Regions from separate parts of the Homo sapiens genome. Here region 2 is linked to region 1. A link is an interaction called in ENCODE POLR2A ChIA-PET data of the cell type or tissue named here. Cell type or tissue: A673. All regions are shown on one strand. Links, peaks and the distances in the headings refer to the core of each region. The heading gives the core; the rest is flanking DNA.

Evidence for each region. Peaks named below come from ENCODE experiments on the same cell type or tissue, not always from the same donor. Only the 100,000 strongest peaks of a DNase experiment are listed, where the experiment ranks them.
Region 2: POLR2A ChIA-PET joins it to region 1 with 13 read pairs; 8 of 35 experiments call an interaction of 5 or more read pairs at or near these places.

The regions. Positions count from the first base shown.
Region 1 is chr6:134,342,613-134,352,865 of GRCh38, forward strand. It overlaps LOC105378009 (a long non-coding RNA gene), which reads right to left and starts at 5,819. Exons shown (of 2, transcript XR_943002.3): 1 at 5,584-5,819. In A673, for the core only: no CTCF peak of the experiment used is centred there; no DNase peak of the experiment used is centred there.
Region 2 is chr6:134,290,557-134,300,809 of GRCh38, forward strand. All of the region lies in intron 1 of SGK1 (serum/glucocorticoid regulated kinase 1), which reads right to left. It also overlaps the pseudogene KRT8P42. Among named protein-coding and RNA genes, the nearest start is that of SGK1, 22 kb to the right of the region's middle. RefSeq lists enhancers at 5,352-5,451, 5,512-5,611, 6,089-6,590. In A673, for the core only: no CTCF peak of the experiment used is centred there; no DNase peak of the experiment used is centred there.

The DNA.
Region 1 (10,253 bases), core at 5,200-7,699:
CTTGCCACACATTCGCATACGTGAGAAAGAAGTTAGGATTTGTAGTGCAATGCCTGGAAAGCGTGCCCTTCGCCCAGGTATTCCATATCAGGCCTGCTGTCTGCGAAAACGGCATTCAAAATGAAAGACCAGTGCACATCATAGAGAAAATTTTTTAAGCCAAGACATTTCCTTTTTCCAATCTGTGCAAATTTATTGAACGCACTTAAAATAAAGAGCATTTGGCAAAAACTTTTTTATTATGATCTCTTAGTAAATTAATCATCAGTTACTTATTGAAAGTGTGTCTGCTGGTAGTCAAGCAGGGCTAGATAATACCAAAATAATATATTTGAGCAAGCATTTATTGAATAGTAACAGGCACTGTGCTTGGCATTAATGAGATGAAGACATGGATCCTGTCCTCTAAAAGCTTAGAGAGTGGTTCAGGATGGAGTAGGTGGGGCGTAGCAAATAAATGTTTTCAACACATGAATGTTGTGCTGATGAGAAAGCAGAGGCAGTGGGAACCAGAGAGGAGCTTCCAAATCTGGACGTTCAGAGAAGCCTGCCCTGGGGCTTGGGTTGAGTCTCAGAGGATGAATGGGAGTTGGCAAGCAAAATTGACGGAAGGGTGGGGAAGAGTTCTGTGGTTGGGTGAATAGGAAGGGCAACGTCACAGAGACGTGAAATGACATTATGCCTGCAAATAAATACACAAGGAAAGTCTGAGGCAGACTATGGAGGAAGACGAGCTGGGAGAGAAAGGTAGGCAAAATTAGGCCCCAGAAGGCATCTATGCCGTGCTAAGAAATGTGGACTTTGGGTCTATTGGTGGTCAGAAAAGGCTGAGAGAGTGACTTTGAACATAGCCTCATCCGTTGGCTGGGCATGGTGGCTCATGCCTGTAATCCCAGCACTTTGGGAGGCCAAAGAGGACAGATCACTTCAGGCCAGGAGTTCGAGACCAGCCTGGGCAACGTAGCAAGACTCCCATCTCAAAATTTAAAAAATTATAAAAATAAACATAAAAAAATTTAAAAATGAACATAGCCCTGTCCTCAGAGGATCTAGGGATTATTGAGATAAAGCCCATTACACCCTTAAGTGTAAAGGAGTGAATGTCAGAAAGGCCAACACCTAGGAAGGTTGCATTGACCTTAATAGCTGACAAATGGTAGCTTCTGCTTGCAAACATTGCTTACATACAATGTTTGCTAGTAACTGTTCATTAAAGAGTTTAAAAATATTTTTTTTCCCTTTTAAGAAAATGTATTTATTTATTTATTTATTTAGAGACAGGGTCTCACTCTGTTACCCAGGCTGGAGTGCAGCGGTGCGATCTCTGCTCACTGCAACCTCCACCTTCTGGGTTCAAACGATTCTCCTGCCTCAGCCTCCCAAGTAGCTGGGATTACAGGCACGTGCCACCGTGTCTGGCTCATTTTTTTGTATTTTTAGTAGAGACAGGGTTTCACCATGTTGGCCAGGCTGGTCTTGAACTCCTGACCTTAAATGATCCGCCCACCTCGGCCTCCCAAAGGGCTGGGATTATAGACGTGAGCCACAGCACCCAGCCTTTAAATTTAATTTTAATTTTTAATTTTTATTTCTTTTATGAGGGATGGGGTCTTGGGCACTGTCACTCAGGCTGGAGTGTAGTGGTGAAATTATGGCCCACTGCAGTCTTGACCTGCTGGGCTCCTGAGCAACTAGGACTACAGGTGCACACCAACACACCTGGCTAATTTTTCAAATTTTTTGTAGGGTCTCGCTGTGTTGCCCAGGCTTGTCTCAAACTCTTGGCCTCAGGTGATCCTCCTGCCTCAGCTTCCTAAAGTGCTGGGATTACAGGCATTAGCCACTGTGCTTGGCCAACTACTAACCTTTCTTCTCCAAATTCCAGCTCCACATTTCTTTTTTCAATTTTTGAGACAAGGTCTCATTCTGTCACCCAGGCTGGAGTGCAGTGGTGCAATCTGGCTCACTACAACCTCTGTCTCCAGTGCTCAAGTGATACTCCCACTTTGGCCTCCGGAGTAGTTAGGACCACAGGTGTGCATCACCACACCAGGCTAATTTTTGTATTTTTTTTTTTTTTTTTTTTGGTAGAGACAGGGTTTTGCCATGTTGCTCAGGCTGGTCTTGAACTGCCAGGCTCAAGCTATCTGCTCGCCTCAGCCTTCCAAAGTGCTGGGATTGCAGGCATAAGCCACTGTGCCCAGCCCAACTTCACATTTTTATGTTACTGGGTTAGATTACTTTAACGCAGTTAAATTTAAAGTTTAACTTTTAAATTTTCATGTTAGAAATGATAAGCCGGGTGTGGTGGCACATCCCTGTAGTCCCAGCTACTCAGGAGGCTGAGGCAGGAGGATTACTTGAGCCAGGGGTTCGAGGCCAACCTGGACAACATTAACGTAGTGAAACTCCATCTCTAATATAATAAAAATAAAAATAAAAATAAAAATGATAGCCCAGACTAGGATAAAAAGATAAAGCTGCTCTCAGCCACAGGGAAGCACATCTTTTACATACACTCTTTTCCCTGGGCTTCAAGCAGAAGAACTGATAGAAGACAACTCCGTATTTTGCCACAGGTACAAGCTACATAAGGCGGATCCTATGATGGGAAGCTTTGTTTTAATTTTTATTCCAAAATCCTTTTATTCTCCAACTCAAATTTTCAATAGGCTGGGCGAGGTGGCTCACGCCTGTAATCTCAGCACTTTGGGAGGCCGAGGCAGGAGGATCACCTGAGGTTGGGAGTTCAAGACCAGCCTGACCAACATGGTGAAATCCCGTCTCTACTAAAAATACAAAATTAGCTGGGTGTGGTGGCACATGCCTGTAATCCCAGCTACTCAGGGGGCTGAGGCAGGAGAATCCCTTGAACCTGGGAAGCGGAGGTTGTGGTGAGCCGAGATGGCACCATTGCACTCTGGCCTGGGCAACAAGAGTGAAACTCCATCTCAAAAAAAAATTTTTTTTTCAATAGATAAACATGCATTTTGTTTCAACAATTATGGCAAGGCATTGGGCTGGCTATCAGAGATGCAGCAGAGAGCAAGACAATAAATTGGGTTCATGCCTTCCAGGAGTATAAAGACCAGTGGTGACAATTCTTGGAGAATGAGATGGACTCAGGAAAGTAAACGAGAATTGCACTAGGCATACCAAGCACCATGAAGGGAGCACTATATTTGGGAGCATATAATGAGTGCAATCCTAGACTGGGTGACAGAAAAGGCTTCCCTACAGGAACTGATATTTAAGCTGAGAGCTGGAGGATATGTAAGACTGAGCCAAGCAAGCAGAAGGAGGAAGCGTGTTCCAGGCAGACGGACAGCGTGAGTGAGTCCCAAAGGCAAGTGGGAATGGGGCATGTTCCAAGAATTCAAAGGAACTCCTGTGGCTGGAGAGGAGTGTAGGGGAGAGGCACACTTGGAGGCGAGGCCAGGGAGAAAGGCGGGTCAGTGAGGGAGGTCATTGGCAGCCACGTGATGCAGCCCTTTGCGTGCTGTTATGAAGACGTGGGACTTCAAAATTCTTTCCTTATTTTATACTCTAGGACAGCCACTGTCAGAGAGATTAACTGGCTTTTCTAAAATCAACTATCAGGCTGGGCATTGTGGCTCATCCCTGTAATGTCTGTAATCCCAACACTTTGAGAGGCTGAGGCAGGAGGATGGCTTGAAGCCAGGAGTTTGAGAACAGCCCTTGCAACCTAGGGAGGTCCTGTGTCTACAAAAAATAAAAACATTAGCCAGGTGTAGTGGCACACAGGTGTAGTCCCAGCTGCTCAGGAGGCTGAGGTGGGAGGATCACTTGAGGCTGGGAGGTTAAGGCTGCAGTGAGCTGTAATTGCACCACTGCATTCCAGCTTGGGGCAATAGAGTGAGACTCTGTCTCAAAAATAAACAAAATATCAAAAATCAAATGTCTGTATATTGACGGACCACTGTGTCTTCCTTGGGTTTCCCCAGAGCAGATCATTACACAAGGATTCAATTATTTGGGGGATTAGCTTACGAAACACCAGCAAGGAAAGGGCACAGGAAACCCAGTTCCTGTTTAGTTCTGGTTTGAAGGCCACGGTAGGGGTGGGGTGGGGATATTCATTGTCTGGCACTTCCAGTCTGCTGCCTGGGTGGGGACACTGGGTCCAGAGGCAGCTCTCAGGTGAAGGAATGCAGATGTGGAGAGTTGGGCATTTGGAATGGTGGTCTGCATGCACTGAGTGGCCAGGGCGAGGGGACACGGGCCGGGCACTGAGTTATCTGCTGCAAACAGTTCTATGGCTCTGATTCTGAGCCCCTACACCACACTACATTGGCTGGATTTGACTTGAATTCCACCTGACTAGCAGGTGAAAGATGCTTACTTGATGGTGGATAGAACCAGAAAAGTCACATAACATTCTAGAACTCTGTGCCGAGGCCCCGGCAATACCTCAGGTTCTAGGCCTCTGTCTCCTTCGTCACAGCATGCACTTCCCATAATTCTTTCCTTCACTTCGGAGTCTTAATACCAAAGGAAGACACGCCATTTTGAGCAGCCTATTAATTTGAAAGTGTCAAGTGTAACTAGGGAATAAATGAGACTCCTCAAAATGAGAGCTTAGTGAGGCATGAGGTAGTGAGCAAGGTCAAGCGCTTAGCTTAAAACAGCTGGATTAATTAGGGTAAAGTCTTTGGGCTTGGGATTTGGGGGCCTTTCTGACTCATGCAATTTTTCCAGAAATGAATGGGTCATATGTTTTGGGAATCTGATATTTAATGACAAGTTTTGGGGTTAAAAAAGTTCACAGTAAGTTTATGTTAGCAATAATTGTCCTTGGGGAGATTTTGCGGAGCAAGGGAAAGAGAGATGTTGGTTCTCCTTTCCTTCCTAGCTTTTTGCCCTCATCAAACATTTATAGCTGGAGGCCCTGTGAATTTCAATATCAACATCATGGTTCAGGTGCTCAAGGATTTCATAGTCTGTGAGAAGACAGACACACAGATAAACGCACACTAGCTAACAAGCCATGGAGCCCTGGGGCAATTTGTCAGCCTCTCCGGGCTCTGTTTCATTTGGAAGGACCTTGATGGACAAGTTCAGTGCTTCTCAACCTTGGCTGTTCATTGAAAGTACTTAGGGAACTTAGAAAGAACACCAGTGCCCCAGCTGGCCTCATGGCTCTGGAGTAAGGCCCAGGCGTTGGTATTTTTTTTAAAGGTTTTGCTAACTCTAAAAGTCCTTCCCCCAGTCTCCCCCAACCCACCCAGAGAGCCTGTACTCTGTTTAACTCAACAGAAGACAGGAGGTGGGAGGTGAAAATCACATTCCCTCCTCTTGGTCTGGTGAACACGTAGTGTGAGCGCAGTGGAGCTCTGTGTTAGGTGACCATATGCCAGCCGCCTCTTGGACTCTGAGTGAATAGCTCACCTCAATAGAACGCATAGAACACTCATTCCAGAAATAACAGGTGCCCACATTTTTCTTCCTTGGGAGACACATTCATGGAGCCAACAACTAATTATCATACCAAGAAAACAAAAACCGTGAGGGAGAGCAGAGGCGGGCTGGCAGCACCCTTGAGTTGTACAAACCGTGACTCACTGGTGTTCAAGGCTGAAGCATCTCCGTAGCATCTCTCTGAGAAGTATCCTGTGGTTATTTTGCAAAAGAAAGAAGGCAACGTGCTTTGCCGTGAGCCTGAACGGAAGGAGAGCTCTTCTCCAATCTCCTGCGTCCTCTGGTTGGCTTCGGACCACACCTGCCATTGAACTTTCCATAGCTGGAATAGAGAACACTTGGCTTCCACACCCCTGTTCTGGCGTGTTCACTACACTAACAACCTCTTCTGTTACGTACAAGGTAATTAAAGGATGAGCTTAGAAGCTGGCACCTTTCCTTTAAAGTAAAAGGCAGCTTACGTTTTGCTAGTGACAGTCTCCTGTAAAAATAACTCTCTTATTAGCGATGACATAAGAGCCACTGAAACCATCTCCGCTCATGGTTAAGCTTGGAGCCTGCCCCATGCCCTTCTGAGGCCCTTTCTCCAATACATGCTGACAAAATCGGCTCCCTGTGCGCCAACATCAACATAATGACCTCACCGTGGATGAGTCTATGAGTCTCTGAAGGCTGAATGATTCTTCAGAACACGCTGAGGAGATGAGCTAGAGGCATGAATAAATTGCTTGTACTTTTCCTTGCTGGCTGTAAAGCCAGCATTGCTCTATCTAATGGAATGTCTACAAAAAGCCACAAGAACTCCATCGTTGTTGTTGTTGTTTTTCTTTTTAGGCTGATAGGTTTTCTTTTTCATCTCCTGCAGCAGGTCTTGTTTGAGAGAACTTTGGAATGTGTAGTGACCACTAAGAGCATGGAATTGAATTAGCTGATTGATTACAAAGAGAGAGCCTCAATTTAAAAGATAGAGGCCCAGACCGGGCAAAGTGGATCGTTCCTGTAATCCCAGCACTTTGGGAGGCCGAGGCAGGAGGATCACTCGGGCCCAGGAGTTTGAGACCAGCCTGGGCAACATAGTGAGACCTTATCTCTACTAAAGATAAAAAAGCTACCTGGGCATAGTGGCACATGCCTGTGGTCCTATCTACTTGGGAGGCTGAGGTGGGAGGATCACTCGAGTCCAGAAAGTTGAAGCTGCAGTGAGCTGTGATCATGCCCACTGCACTCTAGCCTAAGCGACAGTGAGACCCCATCAAAAAAGAAAAAAAAAAAAGTAAAAGACAGAGGCCTATATCTGCCCAGTGAAGATCTGGCGGAGTCAAAACTCAGAATGAGGCTGGGTGCAGTGGCTCATACCTGTAATCCCAGCACTTTGGGAGGCCGAGTGGATCACTTGAGGTCAGGAGTTCGAGACCAGCCTGGGCAACAAGATGAAACCCAGTCTCTATTAAAAATACAAAAATTAGCCAGGCCTGGTGGCAGTCACCTGTAATCCCAGCTACTTGGGAGGCTGAGGCAGGAGAATCTCTTGAACCCAGGAGACAGAGGTTGCAGTGTCTGAAATCAAGTCACTGCACTTCAGCCTGGGCAGCAGAATGAGACTCTATCTCAAAAAAAAAAAAAAAAAAAAAAAAAAAAAAAAAAAAGAAACAGCTTGGAATGACACAACCCCAGGAAACTATCTTCATAATGTGTGGTGTGGACAGGGACCAATGGCATTAAAATATGTGAAATGAGTTTTCCAATTAGACAATTTTTTCATTTAAATTGTATTATTGTTATATTTGAAAAGCAATGGATGCCTTATGGAAAATATAGAAAACATAAGAAGAAGATTTTGAAAATCATTATATGCCTATACAAAATAATAAGTGTTACAGCTTATATTTTCTTCTAGTCTTTTTTCTTTGTGTTGCTTTTTGGTAACATACTGTTTATATGTATAAATATATAATATTTAGCAGGCACAAAAATCTTCTTGGGGCTTTAAAATTTTCATCTTTATACTAGGAATAATAATAGTATTACTATATAGCATAATATAGTATATAATTATAATATAGTATATATAGTAGTAATAGTACTACATATATAGTCTATATACTATTATATACAATAATAGCACATATTATATATGTGCATTCTCCTCTGTTTACTTAATGTGCATTTTTCTATTTTAAGATACACTTACCACAAAACATCTTTTGCAATGGCCACCAAATATTCCACTGTCATTATTTTTAATAAAAAATTTCCATACTTTATTCTATAAAGCTGAGTAGAAATTTTTTTTTCCGGCCAGATACTCTAACCAAAATATTGTGAAATAAAACAAAGGTCCTTTTCCATCTTATACATAGAGTCATTGAGAATAAAAAATGAAAATAATAATAAAGCTAAGGTCCTTTTCAATAAGTTACAAAATAAAATATAGAATCTCCAGTTAAATTTGAATTTCAGGTAAATAACAAGAATTTTTAAAAATGTAAGTATGTCCTAAACATTGCATGGGATATATATTTTATACCAAAATATTATTTGTCATTTGTCTGAAATTAAAATTTAACTGGGCCTGTATTTTTATTTGCTAAATCTACAACCTTATGAGTGAAATGAGAAAAAGGGAGGGGACCTGTTTACTTTGCCTAATTGTTACTAATTTTTTCAAAAAAGAAAGTCATTTTAACTTTTTATTAATAATCTACCATATGGTAACAGCTAAGCAGAAAATAAAAGTGAAAAAATAAATAAGAAAGAAGAAAAGAAAAGGTAAACAGACATAAGGTATTTACAGTCTCAAAAAATAAATAGAAGTGATATTATAGCTAACCAAAATTATTTTAAAGGTATATAACAGGCTGGGCACGGTGGCTCATGCCTGTAATCCTCACACTTTGGGAGGCTGAGGCGGGTGGATCACTTGAGGTCAGGAGTTCGAGACCAGCCTGGCCAACATGGTAAAACCCCATCTCTACTAAAAATACAAAAATTAGCCAAGTGTGGAGGCTCACGTCTGTAATCCTAGCTACTTGGGAGGCTGAGGCACGAGAATCACTTGAACCCAGGGGGCAGTGGTTGCAGTAAGCAGAGACCTCGCCACCACACTCCAGCCTGGGTGACAGAGTAAGACTCTGTCTCAAAAATAAATAAACAAATAAAAGGTATATAACAAAGAAAGGCATTTATGAATAGCTATTAGTTTTATGTTTTGAAAGCACTACAGGAAATTCATTCTAGTTTTTCAGATAATCATCAACACTGTGTTTTATACTTTAGGCTTTTCAGATAGAATATGATTATGTGGCAGCTCATACCTGAAATGACTCTTGTGGAATTCAGCTGAGGATATAGCCAATGGCCAAACCATTTGTTGCCAATTTCAGGAGTAATGGTCCTAATTGTTGAAGAATGGAGACTTTCTTCATAGGTTCTACCTGCAGAGGCCTCTCCCAATCATTGTAGACTAGTGGGGTTCTGATGAGAAGTTTCCTTTAGGGCCTTACACAAGAACGTTATGAAACCTCTGCTTTCTTGAAGAACCTAACAATTATCTGTAAGTCTAAGAGTCGTTTGCTGATAGTCAGTGGATGCTCCCGGATTTGTATACTCTGCTGAAGGGACTTAGAGCTGCTCATGGCTGGAAAGGGGGCTCAGAACTTTGTCTTGAAGCTGCCCCTGAAGAGCAAGCACAATAGCTTTATTTAGAAGAAATGATTACTTGGGGTAGCTGAAGAAGCAAGTAAAAAGGGGTTGGAGCTGGTGGCAGCCTAAAACCTCCCCCTTCCACTCCATGTCAGTGCTGCTGATTGTGTTTGGGGGAATAAAAGACATCATATAGCAATTGGCATAGGTCACAAAGGATCAGAAGACAGGCTAATGCTCTTAAATATGACTTAGAGGACTAAAAAAATACTGGTGAGAGACATTTCTAACCAGACTATAAAAGCTACGCGCTATCAGCATAGTTTCTTTCGTTTTGTTTTTCACCCAGAGATATCCCTCCAAAACGCAAGTCTGATCATAGCTCTTCTGAAAGCCTCTTCCTGGCCTCCCACTGCCTGCTGAATCAAGGTTGAGCATGAGAGTTGGTGTGACACAGGGGGCCCTGGCCAGCTCCTAGCCCTCCAGCTGCACCTACTCCCATTATCCCAGGCATCTCTTTGCTGCCTGTTGTTGCTTTCCCATCCAACTCGTCAGTAACACTGACTGCAAGTTTATAGGACAAGATACTATTTCATGCCTCTTTTGCACCTGCTGTTTTCTTTGCTTCCAAGAAAGCCTTGTGGCTTCCCCTCCCTCCACTCTCCCTCCCCCAAAGGCTGCCTGGTGACTGCTATTTCTCCCTGAGAACCAGCTCAGATGTCAGTTTCTGCAGGGCCCTTTCTTAACCACTCCTGACACCCCCAGGGTTAAAAGCTCTCCCTTTAAGCTGCTCTGCGTCCTTCTCACATGTTGTGTTGTATCAGATCATTGGTTCATTTTATTTATGTGTCCTCTTCCAATTCATAAGCTTGTTGGAAACAAGGCTCACCTTTTGATTTGTCTCTCTTTCCCTAGCAACTAGACAGAGTCTGATACATTATAATCAGTCAATATTTTTGGGTGAATGAATCCTAGATTTTAAGTTTAGCAATTATTCTATACTCAATAAATTTCCATGTATTTCATTGAAATTAATTCATCAATACATTTCAAAAATCTGAACTCCCAGCTGTACTGTAGGGTAAACTTTGTAAGTAGTGATGCGCTCCCTAGGTCTGCAGCTTTGAGATCTAAAACAGGGCTGTGCACAATCACTTTAGCTCCTGGCTAAG
Region 2 (10,253 bases), core at 5,039-7,538, 52 kb before region 1:
CAGAGACAGAAAAAATGAAGAGTGTAGTTCACAGTGAAGGACCCGTAGAAGCAATAACTTAGGGGAGGAAAATGGCAGGGCGCTGCAGCTCTGTTCAATACATGGAGCTTCTCATTGTGCCTCAGATAATGACAGAACTTCTTAAGGAGGCCTGCGAAGTCCTAGCTAGTTTATTTTCTACTTTGCTGTTCAAACATATTCCCTATTTTCAGGCTCTCTGCTTGAGCCACAGAAGTCTCTGGGCCACCTCCTATAAACTACTCATGTCTTCCCACCCAGGGCTTTACATGTGCAGGGCCCTGCCTGGAACTTATCTGGTTTGGCCCATCATTGTTTCTAGCACCTAGCAGAGGGCTCAGCACATATTCAGTCCTCAAAAAATATATTGAAGTGAATGGATGAGTGATTTGAGAGGCAGGTAGGGAAGAAGATGATGAGAAGGCAGGAAAGGTTGCTTGAGGGCTTGTTGCTGAGGGCCTTGGGTGCCACATTAAGGGTTTGCAATGAATTCAGTGAGCAAACCAGGTCCATGCCTCTAATCTACATCTTAATAGGACTTGCATATTAGATACTGAGCTGCAGCTCAGCCACGTGTGGGATGATTTGGAGTGAAAGGTAGGCAGTGAAGCGCCCTGTTAGGAGCCCTCTGAAGGAGTCCAGAGGAGAATCAATCAGGCCTCCTTACTGTAGCAGAGCGGTGGATGTAGGCATTAGTTACACACTTAAAATAAAAATTACAGGAGGCTGTTGAACTAAGCTCCTGCACTAGGCCCCAACAGACCGGACTAAAAATCAAAATGGAGTCACCTATGCTACAGTTCCACATCAGCAAACCCAAACTAAGTTGTTATCTGACCTTACGAGAAATCCAAAGAGAGATAACAGCCAATATCCCACACAGCCCAGTTTCAGTCTTCAGTTGGCATGATAATAAAGCCTTCTTTGCTTTGATCCTTATGCAAGAAAAGTGGCCTAAAGACACCTAATGTTAATCAGTTGTTTTTCTATTGTTCTGTCTCCCTGTTCTGCCTCACAAGGAAAGTAGCCTTAAAATGACGAATAACTCTTTGTTCTTTGTTTCTTTCTTCAGGCCTCCTCTGTCTATATAAAGCTAATCCCCTTTGCTTAGCTGATTGGAACACTTATTCTATTTTATGGGATGAACTGTTGCCTGATTCTAAAATTGCAATAAAGCCAACTGAAATCTTTAAACTACATTTGTGGCCAGGCACGATGGGTCACGCCTGTAATCCAACAACTTTGGGAGGCCAAGACAGGCAGATCACTTGAGGTCAGGAGTTCGAGACCAGCCTGACCAACATGGTGAAACTCCGTCTCTACTAAAAATACACATACAAAAAATAGCCAGGCATGGTGGCACGTGCTTTTAATCCCAGCTATTCAGGAGGCTGAGGGACAAGCCTTGAACCCAGGAGGCGGAGGTTACAGTGAACTGAGATCACACCGTTGCACTCCAACCTGGGTGACAGAGCAAGACTCTCTCTCAAAAAAAAAAAAAACACTAGATTTTTTGAAATTTTGTTTTTTGACACATATTATGGCAAGACAACAAATCATTTTGTAGAAATTGTACACTCTTAGAGGTGAAGCAAACTTTTGCCATTTTATAGACAAAGAAAGTGAGACTCGTTTTACAGATGAGGAAAGTGACACCCAGAGAAGTTCCTTTAGTGAAACCTCAAAGACTTCATTACTCTGCACAAATGGAATTTGTTTTGAAATGAAGCCCAGGGGGCCGGGCGCGGTGGCTCATGCCTGTAATCCCAAAACTCTGGGAGGCCGAGGCGGGTGGATCACCTGAAGTCAGGAGTTCAAGACCAGCCTGGCCAACATGGTGAAACCCCGTCTCTGCTAAAAATACAAAAACTAGCTGGGGGTGGTGGCTGGCGCCTGTAATCCCAGCTACTCGGGAGGCTGACGCAGGAGAATAGCTTGAACCCAGGAGGCAGAGGCTGCAGTGAGCCGAGATTGCGCCACTGCACTCCAGCCTGGGTGACAAAGTGAGACTGTCTCAAAAAAAAAGAAAATGAAGCCCAGGAATAGGTTATATGTTCTAGGAGAAGGAATTATTTTACAAACATTAGATTAAGTAGATACAGAAAAGTGAGAGAAAAAGATGAAAAGGATCCAAAATGCATTTGAATAGGAAAGAAATGGCTGTAAAAAGCTTTTGGCAGTAGACATGACTGACCTTAAAACACTTAAGCTAGTCACTTACTCTATCAAGAATTCTGACTTGAACAGTCACTTAAATATTTCCGTCTTTTAAAGAAGGTTGGAAGTACTACTGATACATCTTCCCAATGATCAAAATGTCAGAGTTCTCACTTGACAGAATAAAAAAAGACAAAAGAGGGAAATTAAATGACAGCACCATGGGCACGGAAGGTGATTCCCTAAATCGTATATCATCTTCATAATTGGATAACTCTCTTGTTTCCAGACTGTGCTTTCAGATAAACTCCCTGTTTTCATCTGTGTGCCATAAAAGACACGAAGAGGGAGAGAATATTTTTAAGTTCTGAAGAATTAAGCTCCTGCAATCTGTACTTTAGGATCTAGATAATGTAAAATGGCTCATAATTTGCCAGTTTCTAATAAGCTGTACAAATCTCACTATTACATTGAAAACAATTTGTATATTTCAAAAAATGTCTTAAATAGTTACAACTTACCAAGATAACATTGCAAAGGAGTATTAGCCTTAATATTTCAAGAGGCTTTGCTGGTCAATGTCCCCAAATGGTAAAAACTTAAGGTTAGAGGCAAATGAGAGAGTTAGATCAGTGTTTATTTATTTGCCAAACTACTATTAAAAAGAAAAACAAGCAAAAACACCTAGGCTGTATGATTGACATTCATACAGCCTTGATTAGATAGAAGTTTCACTTTACAAACAGGTTTTGACATTGTGTAGATAAAACTTTGATATCAAACCTTTAAACCTCAAGATTTGATAATATTTACTTTAATAAGAACTTCTATCTTCTACTTAAATGTCAAAAAGAACAGAAATCAGACCACTTACTAAAAGGAAGCAGACTTGGAATCCACATTGGTTATCTTTCGTGAGTTAGGAAAAAGTTAATAGTATAAGGCCAAACTCAAGGAAGCCTGAATATTAAGATGATTTATGGAGACACTGAAGACATAAATCAGATATAATTATCTGATTTACAAAAACTAGTCATTTCACCTCCTCAAATGGCCTCATAATTCCTTGATGACGCATGGCAGAAAAGTGCTCATGTCAAACTAAAATGCAGACAAATGGAAAGATAAATGGCCACATCCCAGTAACAATTTGACATCCCATTATTCCTCTTGAGGATTTCACCTGTGTACATCCAGAAGGTGCTAGGTGAATGAAAGGCATTCGGTTTTTAGGATTTTAGCAACACACATGAGAAAAGGTTCACTTTTGCGCCCACTGACAATCAGATGAAGATTCAGGTCATGTTGCAAGTTTTTCTGAACATGTGGCTGTGCAGATAGCTCAGGTCCTGAGCAAAAACAACAGCAAAGAACCCTTTGGCAGTGAAGCCTATCTTGGCCTCTGATCCCTTGGTCCTTCCTACTCACCTTCCTGTCTTTATTTTTCTTCAGCACGTTTCCCATCTAATATACTGTGCTGTATTTTTTTTCATTGTGATGAAATATACATCACATAAAATTTACCACTTTAGCCATTTTTAAGTGTGCAGTTTGGTCACATTAGTACAATGACGTTGTTGAGCAACCATCACCGCTATCCAGTCTCCAAAACTGTTTTCATCTTCCCAAACTGAAGCTCCATACCCATGAAATAGTAATTCCTCATCCCCCTTCTTCCCTAGTCCCTGGCAAGGACCATTCTACTTTCTGTCTATAAATGGGACTACTCTAAGTACCTCATGTAAATTGAATTATACAGCATTTGTCCTTTTGTGACCAAGTATTTTACTTATAAATTTGTGTTTATTTTATTTCATTTTTGAAATGGAGGCTCACTTTGTTACCCAGGCTGGAGTGCAATGGCATTATCTCGGCTCACTGCAACCCTCGCCTCCAGGGTTCAAGTGATTCTCCTGGCTCAGCCTCCTGAGTAGCTGGGATTACAGATGTGCACCACCCCCCCAACCAGCTAATTTTTGTATTTTTAGTAGAGACGGGGTTTCACCATGTTGACCAGGCTGGTCTCGAACTCCTGATCCTCCCCCCTTGGCCTCCCAAAGTGCTGGGAATACAGGCGTGAGCTACCACGCCCAGCCAGTGAATCTTTATTAATGTGTTAGATAACAAAGTCTAGAGGAAAGCTAATAATTACTGTAAATTTCTCAGTAATGATGAGCATAAACGATATGGTGCCTTGAACAACTGTCATATGACATGAAAATATCTATGATTTTTATTAGTGACAAAATTGCAGGTCCTGGTAAAACGATTGTGGTTTTTGGCTACATTTATAATTGGAGAGACTAGATTTCAGCTAGAGATGAGTGAAAATGAATATGTAATTTTTTTTTTCATCCAAGTTCTGAATTTCCTCCATTGACATTCTCCTGCCCCCCAAGGGATGTCTGGATGCTGGGTTAAGAGCCCTTGGCTGGGTAGCTGGATAGTGCAGTTGGGGAAGAGTAAGCTATTCTGCATGGTTGGAGAATGGAGTCCAATGGATGAGGAAGGAGAAGCAGGAGAAAGAAGAAGAGACGAGGGGGCAGAGAGCTGAGCCAGGGCCCCATCTCAGCTATATAAATATAAGGGTAAGGAATTAGGGCTCTGTTTTGAGAGTCACAATAAACCACTGACATATTTTAAGCACAGGGATATCAAGGTCCCACTTGTATTTTAGAAAGCCCTTCTAGGACCAGGTGTGGTGGCTCAAACCTGTAATCCCAGCACTTTGGGACGCCAAGGCAGGTGGATAACCTGAGGTCAGGAGTTCGAGACAAGCCTGGCCATCATGGCGAAACCTTGTCTCTACTAAAAATACAAAAATTAGCTGGGCATGGTGGTGCGTGCCTGTAATCCCAGCTACTGGGGGACTGAGGCAGGAGGATCGCTTGAACCTGGGACCCGGAGGTTGCAGTGAGCTGAGATCGTGCCACTGCACTCTAGCCTAGACAACAGAGTGAGACTCCATCTCAGAAAAAAAAAAAAAAAGCCCTATAGATGGCAACCTGGAGGATTCTATGGGGAATAGTTGCAGGAGGCCAGGAGCAGGACAGTAGCAAGAGGCCATTAAAAAGATGGTAGCAGTTCTCCAGGTAAGGTTCAAGGTGGCCTGAGCTTGGGAAATGGCAATGCAGACAGTCAGTAAGGACATGGGAGTGGGAACCCATGGCAATTTAGAAGGTAGAATTAAAAGTGGATTCTCTTTTACTCCTAGGATGAAGAATCTGAATGTAAGCATGAGAACAAAGAAGTTCACTTCAATTTTCTCAAGTTCCTGCTGTAACAGATGGTCAGCATAGAATGCTCAGCGAAAAACCACAGTAGTTGCCAGAGAAGTCATGTGATGTAATGGGAAGAGAATCTCAAATGTCATCAGTCGACGTGAGTCTTCTTATCTGTGTGACCATGGGGAAGTTACTTATGCTTCCTCATGACCAGTATCCTCACTGGCAAAGCAAGGCTAAGGACACCAGCATTCCTGAGTTGTGAGTCACAAGGGAGAGATGATCATTGGACATTTTGTAAATTTTTCATTTTGTTTATCATATTATTGTTTTTATAGGCGAGATATTGCTGTGTTGGCCGGGCTGGAGTGCAGTGGGGCAATTTTAGCTCACTGCAGCATCCAACTTCTGGTTCAAGCAATCCTCTCACTTCAGCCTTCCAAGTAGTTAGGACTACAGGCATATGCTGCTGTGCTCAGCTAACTTTTTCATTTTTTGTAGAGACAGGATCTCACTTTGGAAGGCAGCTATGCTCACCACTACACTGCCAACACCAGGATCTCACTTTGTTGCCCAAGCTGGTCTTGAACTCCCGGACTCAAGCAACCCTCTTGCCTCAGCCTCCTAAAGTGCTGAGATTACAGGCGTGAACCACACCATGCCTGGCCCATTTTGTCAATTAAGTGTTTTGGAAATGCTACTTGTTCATTATAATCAATCAGTAAAGGATAATTATTGTAGAAATTAGTATTTACTAAGAGTTGAAAAAGCATTCAGCTCTTTTTTTTTTGGCAGAGCTAGCTGAGGTTTTATTTTGGACCAAAAAAAAAAAAAAAAAAAAAACAGTTGAATTGTTTTGTAGCTGGAGGCATGGGCAAGGGGGGGTCCCCAAGCAGTAAACTTCCCCGCACGTGGGCTGAGGGCTAGGACTGAGCCTCAGGTGGGTCTCCTGTTCCCTGTCCTACCCTGCACAGGGGCCTCCCTCCTGGGCTCTGGGGCAGCCGCAAGAGGGGCAGGCTGGGAGGGGCTGCCATGGCTGTTCACTCGGGCAGGACATCAGAGGACTTGGACACCAGCTTCCCATTGCGGGTCTCGATCTTCTTCACAACCACAGCCCTGGTGGAGCTGATGTGGCTGAAGGAGCTAGAGTTCAGGCCGTAGCTGAGGCTGGGACTTGTGAGGCCCCCATAGGCTGAGCACAGACCACCTGCATAGCCGCTGGTGGTCTTCGTATGGATACTCACATTCTGTATCCCAGACTCCAGCCGGCATTTCTAGCCCTCCAGCAGCTTCCTGTAGGTTGCGATCTCAATGTCCAGGGCCAGCTTGACGTTCATCAGCTCCTGGTACACACGCAGCTATCGCGCCATGTCCTGCTAGGCCCGCTGCAGGGCGGCCTCCAGCTCAGACAGCTTGGCGTTGGCATCCTTAACAGCCAGCTCCCCATGCTGCTCGGCATCTGCGATGGCAGTCTCCAGGGAAGCCCTCTGGCCTTTGAGACCCTCAGTCTCAGCCTGGAGCCAGCTGATGTTCCGGTTCATCTTGGAGATCTCTGTCTTGTTTTTGAGACAGAGTCTCACTCTGTCGCCCAGGCTGGAGTGCAGTGGCACGATCTCGGCTCACTGCAAGCTCCGCCTCCCAGGTTCAAGGGATTCTCCTGCCTCAGTCTCCTGAGTAGCTGCAATTACAGGCGTGCACCACCACCCCAGGCTAATTTTTGTATTTTTAGTAGAGACAGGGTTTCACCCTGTTGGTCAGGCTGGTCTTGAACTTCTGACCTCGTGATCAGCCTGCCTCGGCCTCCCAAAGTGCTGGGATTACAGGCGTGAGCCACTGCGCCCGGCCTAGATCTCAGTCTTTGTATGCTGCAGGTCATCCCCGTGCTTCCCAGCCAGCATCTGCAGCTCCTCATATTTGATCTGGTACATGCTCTCAGCCTCACTCCGGCTGCGGTTGGTGATCTCCTCGTACTGCGCCTTGACCTCAGTGATGATGCCGTCCATGTCCGGGGAGCGGCTGTTGTCCATGGACAGCATCACAGACGTATCCGAGATCTGGGACTGCAGCTCCCGATCTCTTCATACAGCTGCCTCAGGAAGTTGATCTCGTCAGTCAGCCCTTCCAGGTGAGACTCCAGCTCTACCTTGTTCATGTAAGCTTCATCCACATCCTTCTTGATGAGGACAGATTCATTCTCCATCTCTGTAAGCTTATTGATCTCATCCTCACCAGCCCCTGCATGTTGCCAAGCTCTGCCTCCAGCTTCAGCTTCTCCTGGCCCCGAGTCTCCAGCTGCCGCCTAAGGTTGTTGAAGTAGCTCTCGAACATGTTGTCCATGTTGCTCCAAGCTGTCTTCTGCTGCTGCAGGAGGCTCCACTTGGTCTCTAGCATCTTGTTCTGCTGCTCCAGGAACCGTACCTTGCCTATGAAGGAGGCAAACTTGTTGCTGAGGGTCTTGATCTTCCCCTTCTTTTGGGTGCGCAGGCCTGGATGTTGGGATCCACCTCCAGATTAAGTGGGCTCAGCAGGCTCTGGTTGACTGTGACGGCAGTGATGCCTCCCATGCCGCTGGCCCCACCATAGCCTCCACCCAGGCTACCCTGGAAGCTGCTGCTGCCCACTCAGGAGGAGCTTGAGGAGCTGATGCAGGTACTGGGCCCACTCGTGTAGGAGCGGCTGCTGAAGGCCCGGGGGCCAGAGATGGACAACTTGTAGGACTTCTGGGTCACCCTGATGGACATGGTGGAGGCAGGAGTGGAGGCAGGCGGGCTGAACCAGGCAGAGATTCCAGAAGGAGTGAAGAAGCTGCTTCTTGATAGCATTCAGCTCTTATTTATTTATTTATTTATTTATTTATTTATTTGAGATGGAGTCTCTCTCCGTCGCCCAGGCTGGAGTGCAGTGGCTCAATCTCGGCTCACTGCAACCTCTACCTCCTTGGTTCATGTGATTCTCCTGCCTCAGCCTCCTGAGTAGCTGGGATTACAGGCATGCACTACCATGCCCAGCTAATTTTTGTATTTTTAGTAGAGCAGGGGTTTCACCATGCTGGCCAGAATGGTCTCAATCTCCTGACCTCGTGATCCACCTGCCTCGACCTGCCAAAGTGCTGGGATTACAGGTGTGAGCCACAGCACCCAGCTCTCAGCTCTTAATTTAATTGCATTTAAAGAAAGCAATCTGTGCAATTCACAGTAGCTGGCAGCCAGGATAACCCAGGGAAACCTCATCCTTACAAAAAAATTACAAAAAAAAAAAAAAAAGCCAGGCATGGCAGCTCATGCCTATAGTTCCAGCTACTCTGGAGGCTGAGGTGCAAGGATCGCTTGAGCCAGTGAGGTCGAGGATGCAGTGAGCTGTGATTGTGCCACTGCCTTCTAGTCTCGGCAGCAGAGCTAGACCTTATCTCAAACAAAACAAACAAAACAAAAAAAATAATAGCTGAGTAAGTGTCATAGATCACATGGAACAAAAGCTGGCTCTGGAAACATATGCAGAATTTAGCTAAGTGTGGAGTAAGGGTGAAATTGTGAGCAAAACAAGCTTCCTGAGAGATCAGAGGTGGGGAGTTATGCCAAGAAGTGAAGGGAGTGAGGTAAGGTATGCTGATGTGTGCAGAACAGGGAGGACTTTGAAAACTATGCAGAGTGGTTGGCTGACATACAGTAAAACTCATAACAAGTATGCTCATTAGCATAATTATTAAACTCTGGCTTAGTAAACCACTTAAAAAAAAAGATTTCCAATGTGGAAATACTCAATGTTTGGATATGCCTGTTCATTCTAGTTTAGGCATTTCCTTCTGACAGGTTTTTAGAGCCTCTGGTAGCTTTTCCAATCCCTGTGACTTTTTTTTTTTTTTTGCCCTGAGTTTGGAGGAGTCGGATAATGAAATTTAAACTAAAGCATGTTAGCATCACCTATACTCAAGAAGGTCCAAATACCTCAATTCTTCACAAAATAAAATGCTTTTTTAATTCAAAAAAAGAAAGTAAGTCAAAAAGAGAGAGAGAAAAAAAACACACAGCAGATAACTGAGAAAATAAGAGAGTTTATTGCCACTAAAAAAGGAACCTGGCTTCTAACATCATATTTGCCATTTCTCTATGTGACTCTAGGGAAGTACTTTTCTCTCTCAATGCCTTCTTCCCTCAGGAAAACCTTATTACTATGAGAAAGATGTTAATTTGTCTAAAGTGCTGTAATTTTTTCATGGGGATGTTAAGGAGGGAAAGGCAGGGAGAAAGAAGATGGGGAGAGATGAGTTAAGAGATGAGTTAAGGTGAAAGATGGTGGTGGCAGGCGGGGCGCAATGGCTCACGCCTGTAATCCCAGCACTTTGGGAGGCCGAGACGGGCAGATCACGAGGTCAGAAGATTAAGACCATCCTGGCTAACATGGTGAAACCCCAACTCTACTAAAAATTCAAAAAAATTAGCCAGGCGTGTGGCGGGCGCCTGTAGTCCTAGCTACTCGGGAGGCTGTGGCAGGAGAATGGCATGAACCCGGGAGGCGGAGGTTGCAGTGAGCCGAGATCGCGCCACTGCACTCCAGCCTGGGCAACAGCGCAAGACTCTGTCTCAAAAAAAAAAAAAAAAAGAAAGAAAGATGGTGGTGGCTTGCACCAAGGGATAGGCCCTGGAGATAAAGAGAAAGGAGTTAAAAATAAATGTTTGGTTTTTTTTTTTTTTTTTGGAGATGGAGTCTCGCTCTGTTGCCCAGGCTGGAGTGCAATGGCATGATCTCGGCTCACTACAACCTCCACCTCCTGGGTTCAAGCAATTCTCCTGCCTCAGCCTCCCGAGTAGCTGGGATTACAGGCATGCGCCACCACACCCGGCTAATTTTTGTATT